Regions from separate parts of the Homo sapiens genome. Here region 2 is linked to region 1. Evidence: read pairs that join two places in POLR2A ChIA-PET (ENCODE). Cell type or tissue: Panc1. All regions are shown on one strand. Links, peaks and the distances in the headings refer to the core of each region. The heading gives the core; the rest is flanking DNA.

Region 1 (7,709 bases), core at 1,524-5,523:
AAATAATTGTGTGCTATACATATATTTGAGAAAGATTAATAAAAACAGGTGAGATAATTATCCAAGTTTTGGTGTATCAGCGAGTGACCTCGGTCATAGTGGTGGTGGGCTAAATCAAGGAATAAATGTTTGCAAAGTGAAAATTGGAAGGAGCACCTCCTACCACCACCCAGGTCAAAAACAATCACAAATATGGCAGCTCACTGAGCCCTTTCATACCAAATCGTTTATTGTCATTCATTTGTATGATTATTGTAAAGTTTACCCATTTTTATTTTACAATGATTTGTATTCATTCATTTTCTGACACACTTATTCCAGCTCAGGGCTGTGGGTGCCCGGAGCCTATCCTGGCAGCTCATGGTACAAGGTGGAAACCAGCTCTAGACCAGACACTATTTCATCACAGGAAGCACTCACACACACTCATTGTCTACTGGGACCATGTAGACACACCAGTGAACCTAACATACACATCTTTGGCATGTGGGAGGAAACCAGAGTACCTGGAGAAAACCCCTATGAACATGGGAAGAGCATGTACAAACTCCACACGGCCAATGGCCTCAAACAGGAATTGATTTTTTCCTCATGAACAGTATAACGAAATGACATTGTACAAAATTATGTTATTGGAAGACTTCCTGTACCTGAGATTCATTTCTATAAAAGCTGTGTGGGTTGATTAGCACCTAGACGGTCAATCCCACAAGCATCTCAAACTCAAATACCCAAAACTGAACTCAGCTTTTCCCCCAAACCTGCAATATTACCAATTTTAGAGAGTGGCCTCATTATTTAAACCTGCCAGAAACCTGAGTAAATTAAAGACTTCTTCATCTTCCTCACAGTTACACATTCAAAACATTTCGTTAAAATCTCTTGAATCCATCCTCTCTTCTTTATCTGTTATGATTATGCATCTTTACTGTATGCTGGATGTGTTCTATTTTTACTATTCCATTTCCCTAGGTTGGGCCCTAATGCCTTCTTGTCTGGATTGTAAGAAGTCTCCCAGATGGCCTCCTAGTTTGTCTGTCTTCGGTTTATTCTCCACATTGCTGCTAATGATCCTTCTAAAATGGAAATCTGATTACTCTTCTGTGTATTTTTAAATTGATATCTAAAAGTTTTTATTATAAACTTAAACAAATGCAAAGAATATAATTTCTGACCATATTGGGAATATTGACATTTTAAAAATAAAAATGCTATATCACTCCTTTAAGTGTATCTAATATAATTTAAATACTATAGTGATTTGATAATCACATCATCCATTTTTTAGAAAAATACAAACTCCTCTTTATCTGCTGGACATTCCATATAGCTGCTTTTTCCTCTTGAATTTATTTCCATTTCATTTCTCCTACAGAATTTCTCCTAATGTAATTTAATTTTATGCTTGAAAAGCTCTTTTACTGATCACTCTGTCATACCCTTCTGTGTCAAAAAATGTGTTTAAATTGCTGTTTTCTGTCATAAGCCTCCAAGTATTAAAACTTCTTTATGGATTGAATTTTCAATTCAATTATTAGTACTATATGATTGATTAAAACAATATAGATTACCAATTTTGATAATTATTAACCAAAAGTAAAATTTTATTGGAAGTCCATCTTTTTAAAGAGATGAATTTGGGTGTTTATGGTCCCTTTATTGAAGGAATTATTTAATTATCTCTTAGTTAAGGTTCCACCAGTTTATTTGTTTTTATTTAAAAATATTTGATACCCAAAAGTTTTTATTCTTTGGATCAGTGCAAGGTTTAAGATTGGGGCACGGGAATGCCTTTCTTTTATAAAGTGGAAGAAAGGAAGTGATGAAGGGAAAGGGAAAAAGTGGTACCTCAACCTTCTCAGAGACATCAGGTTTTTCAGACAGGTGAGTTTTAGAAATGCGTATATAGTCATCCAATTGCTTATAAATGGAGATAACATTTTGAGAAATGCATCATTAGGTGATTTTATCATTGTGCAAACATCACAGAGTATAAACACAAAGCTAGATAGTGTAACTACTACACACCTAAGCTATATATTTTTCCTAGGCTATAAACCTGTGTAGCATATTACTGTATTGAATACCGTAGGCAACTGTAACACAATGGTAAGTATTTGTGTATTTAAACATAGAAAAGGTTCAGTAAAAATAGGATATAAAAGATAAAAAATGGTAACACCTGTGGAGGGTGCTTACTATGAATGGGAGCTTGCAGGACTGGGGGTTGCTGTGAGTGAATCAGTGAGTGAGTAGTCAGTCAGCACGAAGACCTGGGACATTATACTACTGTAGACTTTATAAACACTCTATACTTAGGCTGCATTAAATTGATTAAAAAATACTTTCTTCAATAATAAATTAACCTTAGCTTACTGTAACTTTTAAACTTACAAACATCTTAAATTTTTTAACTTTTTGACCCTTGTGGTAACAGGTAGCATAAAGCACAGACACATTGTATAATTGTACAAAATATTTTATTTCTTCATATTCTTATTCTATAAGTTTTTTTATTTTAAATGTTTTTCTTTTCTTAACTTTTCAAACCTTTTGTTAAAAACTAAGACACAATAGGAATTTTTAAGCTCCATTATAATGTTGTAAGACTACCATTGTGTATGCGGTCTGTCTTTGGCCAAAATGCCATTACATGGCATATGACTGTATATCGTAGTTGAGTACAGTAGTACCTCCTTATCCTTGAAGGATATGTTCCAAGACCCAACCCTATGTATGCTGTGTTTTTTACTATACAGACACATACCTATGATTAAGTTTAGGCACAGTAAGAGATTAACAATAACTAATAATAACATAGAACAATTATAACGATATTCTGTAATAAAAGTTATGTGAAGGTGGCCTCTCGGAATATCTCATGGTGCTATATACTTGCCCTTCTCATGATGATGTGAGATGATATAATACCTACAACATGAAGAGATGAAGTGAGATGAATGACGTAGGCAGGCACTGTGATATAACATTAGGCTACTACTTCCAACTATGTGACAGACAAAGCAGCTTCTATGTGATATAACATTAGGCTACTACTCCCAACTATGTGACAGACACAGCAGCTAAGTGACTAAAGAGCAGGTAACGTCTATGGCACTGCTACTCTGGACACAGGGATGATTCATATCCTGGACAGGTCAGGGTAGGACAGTGTGAAATTTTCTTGCCACTCAAAATGGCACACAATTTAAAACATGAATTGTTTATTTCTGGAATTTTCAGTTTAATAGTTTCAGACCGTTGTTGACTATAGGCAACTGAAACCACAAAAAGCGAAACCACGGGTGAGGGGTAACTACTGTATCTGGAAATTGAGTCTCTGAAAACTCTCATGTTCTTGTATACTACTTGGAATATGTGCATGTAACTCCAGGGGCTTAAGTTGTACAATGAGGAAATAATAGCTTTTTCCAAATGTGTTGTGGAGGAAAGCATTACAGTTTCATGTTCATAACACAATAAGGATCCAAAAGTAGCTTAGGGTGGTTCATCAGTGAAGTGTGTATTGCAGGGATTGCATAAGTAGAGGGGTAGGCAAGGACCAATCACTCACCATTCATTGGTGTTTGGATGTTAATTATAGGCAGTGAGGCAGAGTTAAAGAGTCATTGTTTAATTGTAAAAAATTGTAGGTTTTTTGGAGTGTATCATCTTCATTTCAACCAAGTTGTTCAAAAGTCCCTTTTGAGTTTTTATTTTGCAGTTGATTTTTTTTTTTAATTCCAAAACGTGTATATTTACATAACCTTTGAACAGAGGCTTTTGTTTTTACACACTTATTCCGTAGGTTAATACTTGTGACCTCAACATAACTATTGCATTTTTGGCGGGGGGGTGGGGGGTGGGGACGGAGTGTCGCTGTGTTGCCCAGGCTGGAGTGCAGTGGCGAGGTCTCAGCTCGCGGCACGCTCCGCCTCCCAGGTTCACTCTATTCTCCTGCCTCAGCCTCCGAGTAGCTGGGACTACAGGCGCCTGCCACCACGCCTGGCTAATTTTTTTTTTATGTATTTTTAGTAGAGACGGGGTTTCACCGTGTTAGCCAGGATGGTCTCGATCTCCTGACCTCGTGGTCCGCCTGCCTCTGCCTCCCGAAGTGCTGGGATTACAGGTGTGAGAGACCGCGCCCGGCCTATTGCATTCTTTTAGTGGTCTTTAACAGCTCCTTTACAATGATATGTGATGCTGAAATTATGACGTGATGGCCCCAGAACTAATTAAATTTGGATTAAATTTCTTTGGTGCCCTTCTGTTGATTCATTCAGATTATGTCTATGAACATCCAAATGTAGATTTGTCTGAGGTTATGTCAGGCTAAGATGTATTCTCCACATAGTACTTTTGATGAAAAGTGAGGATTCAGAGTACCCTAAAATGTGAGTTTGTTAATTATTTAAGATGCTTTCAATAGATTGTAAACTCAGTGTTTCCTCCAATGCTTATTGAACATTTGGTTTTCAGTAATTACTTGTTGAATGAATGTTTATTTTATATATTTAAAATGTCTTGATCACAAATCAGTATAATAAAAACAAATCTCTGAAGATGTCTTTACTATGTAGGAGCATAGTGCACATTAGACCTCTGACCCAAGCAGAATAAACTTTTCTTCTACCCTGAGTCTCTTGTTCTCTGTTCTAAATTCAGTGAAAATTTACCCATCTTTCAAGACCTCCTGTAAAGACTCCCTGACCCACTACCACTAGCCAGGGCTAATTAAATGTTTTCTAGGGGTAGGTACATAACACTTCACTTTACAATTTCTCTAATATAATTTAAGGTACTATAATTGCTGCTATTGACATTTTAGATTCCTACAATTTCAGCACTAAAGGAAAACAGAAGTAAATTTGGTGAATATGTTACTGGCTATAGTAGCTGCATTGACATATTATTTTCTTTGGCTCTTTGACCATTGGATTTTGTATGATGTTCTGGAATAAGAATTTAATTGAAGGGGATAGCAGTTTTAATGGAATGCTTTTGTGGTTGTCTCTTTGGTAGGAGAAGGGGGAAGATCTTTCTTAATATGCAGAGGCCTCTTGTTTCTTCTAATCTCAATGTACTAGTGAGAGTCTCCATTTTAGATAGTAAGCCCAAAGCTATACCTCCCCAGAAGTTGGAAGTGCTCTTTCATTTTTTCCTTAGGACTCCTTAATGAAATAACAGAAATGGTGTCTTCCATAGATATTAATAGTAAGTGGATCTATGTTAATATCTAAAGTTTCTTAAGGACAAATATTTACCTCTGAATTTGTTAAAAATGCTGAAATGTGATGCTGTATTGGAATTCTATAAGGAATTATCTTGTTTTAGGATGGTCTTCACAATACCCTCTTCAATCCCTTCTGACTGGTTATCAGTGCAGTGGTAATGATGAACACACTTCTTATGGAGAAACAGGAGTCCCAGTTCCTCCTTTTGGATGTACCTTCTCTTCTGGTAAGAGAATTACTATCTAGGCAAGGCTTGGACAGAAATGATCTATTTCACACTTATAGGGAAAATATACTAGAGTATTTCCCTTTCAAAGAAAAGTAAATTAGGTGGATGTTAGAGTTTTTGTAAAAACTGTTATCTTCTGATTTATAAAATAGACTTTTCTTAATCTCTATACATCATTAGCATAACTATATTTCCTCTAAAGCATAGGACTATTATAGCACTATTTTTAAAAAATCAATATAAGGAAGGGGTTGCAAAGGTTCAGCTACTATGAAAACTGTTTTATCCAGTAGATACATACCCTTTGATCTGGTTGAATGTATCTTTCTGTGACTCATTGGGGAATATATGAACAGAAATAGAAGTACTTCAGCCAGGCTCAGTGGCTCACACCTAAAATCCCAGCACTTTAGGACGCCAAGGTAGGTCTGGGCACAGTGGCTCACACTTGTAATCCCCGAACTTTGGGAGGCCAAGGCGGGTGGATCACTTGAGGTCAGGAGTTCAAGGCAGCCTGGCCAACATGGTGAAATCCCATCTCTACTAAAATTGCAAAAAATCAGCTGGGCGTGGTGGCGCACCCCTGTAATCCCAGCTACTTGGGATGCTGAGACAAGAGACTCACTTGAACCTGAGAGGCAGAGGTTGCAGTGAGCCAAGATCGTGCCATTGCATTCTAGCCTGGGTGACAGTGAGACTTCATCTCCAAAAAAAAAAAAAAAAAAGAAATAGAAGTATTTGTCTCCACCCATAATAGTTTGAGAGGAAAGAAAAAGTTGTGACAAGGAAATTTAAAACTAATAGACTCCTTATAAAAATTAGCCGGGCATGGTGGTGCATGCCTGTAGTCCCAGCTACTGGGGAGGCTGATGCAAGAGAATCGCTTGAACCTGGGAGGCGGAAGTTGCAGTGAGCTGAGATCACGCCACTGCATTCCTGCCTAGGTGACATAGCGAGACTGTCTCTCAAAAACTAATAGACTATTACATAGTCATGATTGTGGTAAAAATAAGTAAATAAAAATATGGTTAAAAAAACTAATAGACTCAGCCTGCTGGCAGCCTACATCATCATATGCCTTTGTTTGCCATTGGCCAGTACCACTCTTGTTTTAAGTACTACCCTCGATTTAGCCCTTCTCTAAATAAGAGATTATCTGAAGAAAATTTTGGTGGTTTTGAGTAAGCTTAAAAATTTTTGTAGCTAGGCATGGTGGCTCACGCCTGTAATCCCAGCACTTTGGGAGGCTGAGGTGGGTGGATCACTTGAGGTCAGGAGTTCGAGAGCAGCCTGACCAGCATGGTGAAACCCCATCTCTAGTAAAAATACAAAATTAGCTGGGCGTGGTGGCGCATGCCTGTAATCCCACCTACTTGGGATGCTGAGGCAGGAGAATCACTTGAACCCAGGAGGTGGAGGTTGCAGTGAGCCAAACTGCACTATTGCACTCCAGTCTGGGTGACAGAGCAAGACTCCGTCTGAAAAAAAAAAAAAAAATTGTGTTACTCTATATATTTTTTTCTTTATTTCTGCTTTAGCTCCCAATATGGAACATGTACTAGCAGTTGCCAATGAAGAAGGCTTTGTTCGATTGTATAACACAGAATCACAAAGTTTCAGAAAGAAGTGCTTCAAAGGTAAGTCTAGGTCTACAATTTTTGTTTTAACATTTAAAAAACTTTACACATCCTCAAGTATATTATTATTTGAACACATTCTGTTTTAGTCTGTCTTCTGTTGCTATAAAGGAATAACTGAGACTGGGTAGTTTATATAGAAAAAGTTTACTTGGTGTGTGATTCTGCTGGCTAGAATAGTAGACATCTGGTGAAGGCCTCAGGCTGCCCCCACTCCTGGCAGAAGGCAAAGAGGAGCCCATGAATACAGAGGTCACATGGCAAGAGAAGGGTGTACTACCAAGCTCTTTTTTAACAATCAGCTCTCCAGGGAACTAATAGAGTGAGAACTCACTCATCTTTTCACCTCTTAGGGAGGGCGTTAATCTGTTCATGAGGGATCCACCCCCATGACCCAAATGCCTCCCATTAGGTCCCACTTCCAACTTTGGGGATTAAATTATAACATGAGATTTGGGAAGGGACAAACATCTGTAGTATATATAACACATTCCCAATGATATTAACTTCTGATTAAGTCTTTTTAGGGACCAGATTAGATGTGAATGGTGGACTGCCTATCTGTCAATAACTGTTAACTGTGACAATGCCTTTACTCAAAGTTAAGAA
Region 2 (7,709 bases), core at 2,513-6,512, 230 kb after region 1:
GCAATGGTGCAATCATAGCTTATTGCAGCCTCAAACTCCTAGGCTCAAGGGATCCTCCCACCTCAGCCTCCTGAGTAGCTTGGACTACCATGCCCAGCCAAAATATTATTTCAACATATAATCCATATTAAAAATTATTAAATATATATTATATTCTTTTTAATGTGAAATCTCTGAATTGAGTATTTTTAAACATACAGCATATTTCAATTCAAATGCTAAATTTGCATCAGAAATATTTGATCTGTATATTTCACACACTTTATAGTTTTAAAAAATAGATTCACATACCCAAGTTATTCCAAACATACTTAAAAGTTTTCCAATAACTAAGTTGAGTACCAAAAATAATTTTCTTTTAACATTTACATCCATATTGTCAAATCTGGTTTCTTTATTTTTAGAAGAATTAACTTGACTTTAAAGCAAACTTATTATCAGTTTCAAATTATGTCTGTTTAATTCAGTAACTCTTGTGTCAACTCAGTATTATTAAAGTTGAATTCAAAGGGGTATTACATAAGTTGAAAATAAATGATACATTCATCAATTATATAATGTATTCATATTCTTAGTTTCACAACAAATTTGCATAATACTGTTTATTATAATGAAAATTTGCATGTTAATTTGTTAGAAGAATGTATAAGATTGTTATTGATTTGTATTACGAAAAATTTTAGTTTCAACATAGATTTTTGTACTTGTCTAGCTAGGTCATGGATAAGACTTTTCCTTTCCTCGAAGCTTCAAATTTAGCTCATTCATATGCTGTGTGATATCAATGAGAAAACAAAATCACACTGCTGTTTTTGGTCTTTTATTATTAAATATTTGGAAAGTATTCCTTTTGTTTCAAGAAAATTTTAAATGAGAATTAACAGTACATTAAACCTTTGTAAAGATCTCTCCACTACTCAACCAATGGGCATTGGAAAAGAGCACAAGATCATTACATTTACTTTCTTTTATGTATTTCTACAGTTCTACGAGCTGATGATTCATAGCATTTGCACATATATTTAACAACTGTATCATGACACTGTTCAGAAAACTGAACATAAATATCTTCAATATGTATAAGAGCAACAAAGTAATAGAAGAAATATCAGTTTCTTGCTTTAAAATTGCAATAAATCTAGACTTTTGATTTAACATAGCCAGAGCACCCTTCTTTGTGATAGAATCTGTGTTATATCTAGCTGACTGTTTTCTTTGACAGGAATAAAAGACTCAAAAACATCTACACCAGTCAGTTCACTAAATAGGCTGCAAAATAGCAATACTTGTTTTTTATAAGTTTGAAAGTCCTTTTAAGACAAAACACATTCAAAGTATTAATTGAGCAGGTCCTCTTATATAACTTCTCAAAGTAGAAGAAAGTCCTTGTAATTTTCCAAAACTTAAATCAATTGAACTTTGGTATTGTTAGAAAAATTTTGTATTCAATAGGCAGTTGTTTGGCAGGTTAAATTGAAGGGCTTTCATTCCCCTCCTCCCAGTTTTACTGAGGTATAATTAACAAAAATCGCATATATTTAAGATGTATGATGCGATGATTTGATATACGTATATATTGTGAAATGACTACCACAATCAAGCTAACATACCTATCACCTCACATAACAACGCTTTTTTGTGTGTGTGGTGAGAACACTTAAGATAAACTCTGTTAGCAAATTTTAAGTATACACTACATTATTATTAACTATAGTCATCATGCTATACATTAGATCTTCAGAATTTATTGATCTTATAAAGGAAAGTTTGTACCCTTTGACCAGTATCTCCCTATTTCCCTCACCCTCCATCCCTGGTAACAACCATTCAACTCACTGTTTTTATTTTATTTATTTTTAATTGTTATTATTTTATTTATTTATTTATTTTTTGAGATGGAGTCTTGCTCTGTCACCCAGGCTGGAGTGCAGTGGCACAATCTTGGCTCACGGCAACCTCTGCCTCCCAAGTTCCAGCGATTCTCCTGCCTCAGCCTCCCGAGTAGCTGGGACTACAGGCATGCGCCACCACACCCAGCTAATTTTTGTATTTTTTAGTAGAGACAGGGTTTCACCACATTGGCCAGGCTGGTCTCAAACACTTGACCTTGTGATCCACCCGCCTTGGCCTCCCAAAGTGCTGGAATTACAGGTGTGAGCCACCGTGCCCGGCCTATTTTTTTTTTTTTTTCAGACTGAGTCTCGCTGTGTTGCCCAGGCTGGAGGGCAGTGGCGCAATCTCGGCTCACTGCAACCTGTGCCTCCCAGGTTCCAGCGATTCTCCTGCCTCAGCCTCTTGAATAGCTGGGACTACAGGCACACGCCACCACACCCAGCTAATTTTTGTATTTTTAGTAGAGATAGGGTTTCACCATATTGGCCAGGCTGGTCTCGAACTCCTGGCCTCAGGTGATCCAGCAGCCTTGGCCTCCCAAAGTGCTGGGATTACAGTCATGAGCCACCATGCCTGGCCAACCCACTGTTTTTATGTTTGACTTTTTTAGATTTCACATAAGTGAGGTCACACATTATTTGCCTTTCTGTGTCTAGCTTTTTTCACTTAGCATAATGTCCTCCAGGTTCATCTATGTTGTCACAAATGACAGGATTTTCTTTTATTTTTTAGGCTGAATAATATTCCTGTGTGTGTGTATCATATTTTCTTTATCAATTCATCTATCAATGGTCATATAATGCTGCAGTGAATGAAGTGCCGATATCTCTTTCAGATACTGATTTCATTTCCTTTGGATATATACCCAGAAATGGGGTTGCTTGATCATACGATAGTTCTATTTTTTGATTGTTTTAGGAACCTCTGTGCTGTTTTCCGTAATGGCTGTACTATGCTTTAACTTTTTGTAAAATATATTTTACATTTTTTCTTATACTTTTCCACCAATATATCCATGACTAAAATAATAATTTCTTTTATTACCTCTCTATCTAAAAATGACTTTCTTTTTTGTGTAAGAATCTATGTCATCTTATAGTAGGCCAACATTATATGCTCAGATACCGCGAAAAATTGTTTAAAATATTTGTTGGGCATATAATTCTAATTTCAGGCAACCAATATTAATTCTTTTTTAACTGCTGAGAGTAAATGTCTTACCAAGTTCACTATATATTTGCTGAAAATGTCTCATACTATTGTTTACTTCTTTTTTTGGGTGGGGGGATGGAGTCTTGCTCTGTTGCCCAGGCTGGATTGCATTGGTGCCATCTTGGCTTACTGCAACCTCTGCCTCCTGGGTTCAAGCCTGCCTCAGCCTCCCAAGTAGCTGGGAGTACAGGCGTGTGCTCCATGCCTGGCTAATTTTTGTATTTTTAGTAGAGACGGGGTTTCGCCATGTTGGCCAGGCTGGTCTCGAACTCCTTTCCTGAAGTGATCCACCTGCCTCAGCCTCCCAAAGTGCTGGGAGTACAGGTGTGAGCCACCGCACCCGGCCTGTTTACTTTATATTTTTAAATAAAATAAACAGCTTTTAAATTTTGCTCTGCTGCAGCAAATTGCAATTGCTGTTCACTTTGTAAATTTGTGACTTGACTTCTTCCAGTCTCTTTTTTGTTGAGACAGTGTCTGCTGTGTCGCCCAGGCTGGATTGCAGTGCCCCAATCATGGTTCACTGCATCCTCAACTTCCTAGGATCCAGCGATCCTCCCACCTCTGCCTCCCAAGTAGCTGGGACTACAGGTGTGCATCACCATGCCTGGCTAACTTTTTGTATTTTTTGTAGATATGGGGTTTCATTATGTTGCCCAGGCTGGTCTCAAACTCCGAGGCTCAAACGATCCTCCTGTCTCAGCCTCCCAAAATGCTGGTATTATAGGCATGAGCCACCGCACCCTGCCAGTCTCTTTTCTTTTCCTTCTTTTTGAGACAGAGTCTTGCTCTGTCGCCCAGGCTGGAATGCAGTGGCAGTGGCACAATCTAGGCTCACTGCAACCTCCACCTTCTGGGTTCAAGGGATTCTCCTGTCTCAGCCTCCTGAGTAGCTGGGATTACAGGCGCGTGCCCCCATGTCTGGCTAATTTTTGTATTTTTAGTAGAGACTATTTTGGTATAGGGCTTCACCATCTTGGCCAGGCTGGTCTCGAACTCCTGATCTCAGGGGATCTGCCCGCCTCATCCTCCCAAAGTGCTGGGATTACAGGCGTGAGCCACTGTGCACAGCCCAGTCTCTTTTCTTTACGGTCCCAGTCAAAGTACTTATTAGCTACTGAATCCCTATTCAATTCTGTATCGGTAGAATGTCTTCATTTTAAATATTAAAAATTTTCCATACTCACTTTTTAAACTAAAAACCTAGTTTATTATATAATAATTAAAATTAAAATATGCATTTTAATTATTTATATTATTGTTATATATTATTTATATTATTGTTTATATTAATTATTTATATTATTGTTACAATGTAACAATATTTTCCACACTGTGTTTAATGGAAAAATGATTTTCAGTGTCTCAGGTTTTTGATTAAAATTAAATATAAAATTCAATTCCTCAGTCACACTAGTCACATTTCAAATGCTCAGTAGCCACATTTGTCTAGTGGCTAACATATATTCGACAACACAGCTCTAGAATGTCTCTTAGTGGCAGAAGCTGAGCTATGATTCAAATCTTGATTCTAAGTCAGTATCCCTTCCTCTACCCCTCATTGCCTCTCAAGCAAGGAGTTCTGGCTGCTAGGAGACATCCTTGTGGCCTCCCAGGTTCAAGGTCTATAAACTGGGTCAAGAGATCCAACCAAGACTCCAGGCAAGTAAGAGGCTGAAAGGAGAGGCACGGGTCTACTGAGAAGTGAAAGGAGACAAGTGAAGCATAAACCACTTCTGATAGTTGTGGTCCAAGGACACACAAAGACCTAGGCTCAATAAAAGCAAGAAAAAGCAGAAAAGAATGGAGCTTCAAGTTCAGTTCTGAGATGACCGTTGTCCAAAAATGAGGTAAGAGGAAAGGCTGAAAGCTGGAGATGCCCTTCTATTCTTTTATTCTCATGAGTTTCTCTCCTTACTCTGCAGTTTGTCTGCACCTTCCAGTATTTGGTTCCTCCAGATGGCCCATCTCTTCTCTTTTCTTTTAGTGTTTGTGCCTTCTAGGTGGGTTTCTATTTTTTCACAAGTTGTACAGTTCCCTACGTTTTGCAAACCTTTCCCTCTCCTCCCTGGACTAGTGCCTTTAGGTCCAGTCCATTCAGAAAATCACTCCATTATTAAAAATACTCAGAATGCACTTTCTACCTAAATTGATTTTTATTCTACTTGGGGTTTGTTGGATTTCTTGAATGTGTGAGTTTATAGTTTTCATCAAATTTGAAAAATGTTCTGCCATTATTTCTTCAAATAGTATTTCTGTTCTCTCAGCCCTCTTTTAGGATTTTAGTGACACTATTTTAGACCATTTGACTTTTTCTCATGGGTAACTGATGTTCTATTTGTCTTTTTTTTTTTTTTTGATAGGAGAATATGCGATTGGGTAACAAGAACTATAAAAAAACTATTGTCAATATGTTTAAGAATTTAAGGGAAAACATAAAAAATGTTGAGGAACAAAATGGAAACTATAAAAAAGAATACAATGGAATTTCTAGAGTTGAAAAGTACAATATCTGAAATTAAAAATTCATTGAATGGGCTATCTCACTCTGTTCCCCAGGCTGGAGTGCAGTGGGGCAATCTTGGCTCACTGCAACCTCCGCCTCTCAGGTTCAAGTGATTTTCATGCCTCAGCCTCCCAAGTAGCTGGGACTACAGGTGCATGCTGCCACGCCCAGCTAATTTTTTTGTTATTTTTAGTAGAGACAGGGTTTCACCATGTTGGCTAGGCTGGTCTCAAACTCCTGGCCTCAAGTGATCCTCCTGCCTCGGCCTCCCAAAGTGCTGGGATTACAGGCATGGGCCAATGTGCCTAACCTGTCTTTTTCTCTTTTCTTCTAGTTTTCATCCTCTCTGCCATATGGATAGTTACTGTTGCTATATGTTCAAGTCCACTGATCTTTTCTTCTTCATTACTTAAGCTGCTGTTAAGCCCATTCAATAAATGTTTTATTTCAGATATTGTACTTTTCAGCTCTAGAAATTCCATTGTATTCTGTTTTATAGTTGCAATTTTGCTCAACATTTTTATGTTTTCCTTTAAATTCTTAAACATATTGACAATAGCTTTTTTTATAGTTCTTGTTACCCAATTGCATATTCTTCTATTATTTCTGGGTCTGTTTCTGTTAACTGATTTTTTTTCTCTCGTTTATGAACCACATTTTCCTTCTTCTTTGGATATCTAGTAATTTTTGATTGGATGTTGGATACTGGATTTCTATATGGCTTGGTGTCTGGTCAAAACTAGCAGATCAGTTTGATCTTTTTTGATGCTTGCTTTTAAGATTGGTTAGGGAAGGTCTAGAGTAGCCTTTACTTTAGGGCTAGTTTTGCCCTACTGCATATACATGAAGCCCTTCTGGGGTCTTTTCTGAATGCCACAGGGGTTCAACAAGGTCTCTCCATTCTCCCTGGTTGGAACTAGAATGTTTCCCAGCCCAGTGGGAGCTCAGGAAATTGTTTAGCTTACAGCTCCCTAAGAGTTTTTTTAGTTATTTATTTTTGCCCAGTGTCATGGAGTTGCATGGACTCAAGGGGGCTCAAGATTTCTGGAGCTCTTTCTCTGCATACCTCTGTCTTCTCTGGTATTCTGCCTCACAAATTCCAGCCTCCTCAGTCTCCTCAAACTCTGATCTTTTTTGTCCTCCTCATAGCAAGATTGTCATGTCTACTTGGGTCCCCTTCTTTGTGGTCTGGAAAGTGCCTCCAGGCAGAAAGCCAGGAATATTGTAGGGATCTTTTCATTTCTTTCTCTTTTCTCAGGGATCACAATTCCTCACTGTGTATTGTCCAATGAAAACAACTGTTTCATACATTATGGCCAATTTTCTAGTTGTTACCGGTGAGAGGGCAAGTCAAATTCCAGTTAATTTTCATGTCTGGAAGTTGAAGTTTCTTCATAGCAATCAGTTTTTGCACTGCTGGAATTGTTCTTGATAAGTCAATACAGGTATTTTCCAGAGAAGTCCAAGTGTCTTCTCTTTCTTTCTTCCCTGCTGCTACTGACAGATTACTTCCTAGTCTATGCTTTTTCCCCTCAAGCATCTAAGGAATTACATTTCCCTTGTTTTGTTACAGCAACCCATCTGTTCCTCTAGCTTTCCTCTGCTGGTGCTACTTCAGTGTCACTTTTCCTGTGATGGGTAATCTCTGGGGGTAGTGCTTGAGGCTCTCCATTATTCAGCTCCTTTTGGGGATTCCTACTTTGGTGCATGAGGCTTTGCAGTCATCTGCTGGCTGGATCAAGTGCATGCTGAAAAAGACTTGCTCCATATTCAATTTCCCCTTTTGTAAGTGCCCAAATATCAGCTCAAGCTCATCATTTCTAAAATATATAGACCCTACTTTCCTCATTCCAAAATTAAAAAAATATATATTATACATACACATCATTTCCTACATACAAACTGTAGAGAATAATATAATAAACATATATCAATCCAACATCTAGCTGAAAAAAAAAAAGCATTCAGATATAGCCGAAACCCTCAGTGTATCCCTCTCATTTATATTTTCCTTCCTGCCTTCCTTCTAGGAAGTAACCAGTTTTCGAATTTGGTGTTTTCAATTCCCATTATATATACAGGAATGTTTCGGAATATA

Evidence for each region. ChIA-PET counts read pairs that join two places held together with the same protein. Peaks named below come from ENCODE experiments on the same cell type or tissue, not always from the same donor. Only the 100,000 strongest peaks of a DNase experiment are listed, where the experiment ranks them.
Region 2: POLR2A ChIA-PET joins it to region 1 with 5 read pairs; 2 of 35 experiments call an interaction of 5 or more read pairs at or near these places.

Annotation. Positions count from the first base shown.
Region 1 is chr1:212,037,659-212,045,367 of GRCh38, forward strand. It overlaps DTL (denticleless E3 ubiquitin protein ligase adapter), which reads left to right. Exons shown (of 15, transcript NM_016448.4): 2 at 5,335-5,460; 3 at 7,002-7,100. Among named protein-coding and RNA genes, the nearest start is that of DTL, 5.8 kb to the left of the region's middle. In Panc1, for the core only: no CTCF peak of the experiment used is centred there; a DNase peak (open chromatin) is centred at 3,108; H3K4me3 peaks cover 930 bases; H3K27ac peaks cover 2,932 bases.
Region 2 is chr1:212,262,847-212,270,555 of GRCh38, forward strand. The region is part of intron 1 of LINC02608 (long intergenic non-protein coding RNA 2608); the gene reads right to left. Among named protein-coding and RNA genes, the nearest start is that of LINC02608, 18 kb to the right of the region's middle. In Panc1, for the core only: no CTCF peak of the experiment used is centred there; no DNase peak of the experiment used is centred there; H3K27me3 peaks cover 812 bases.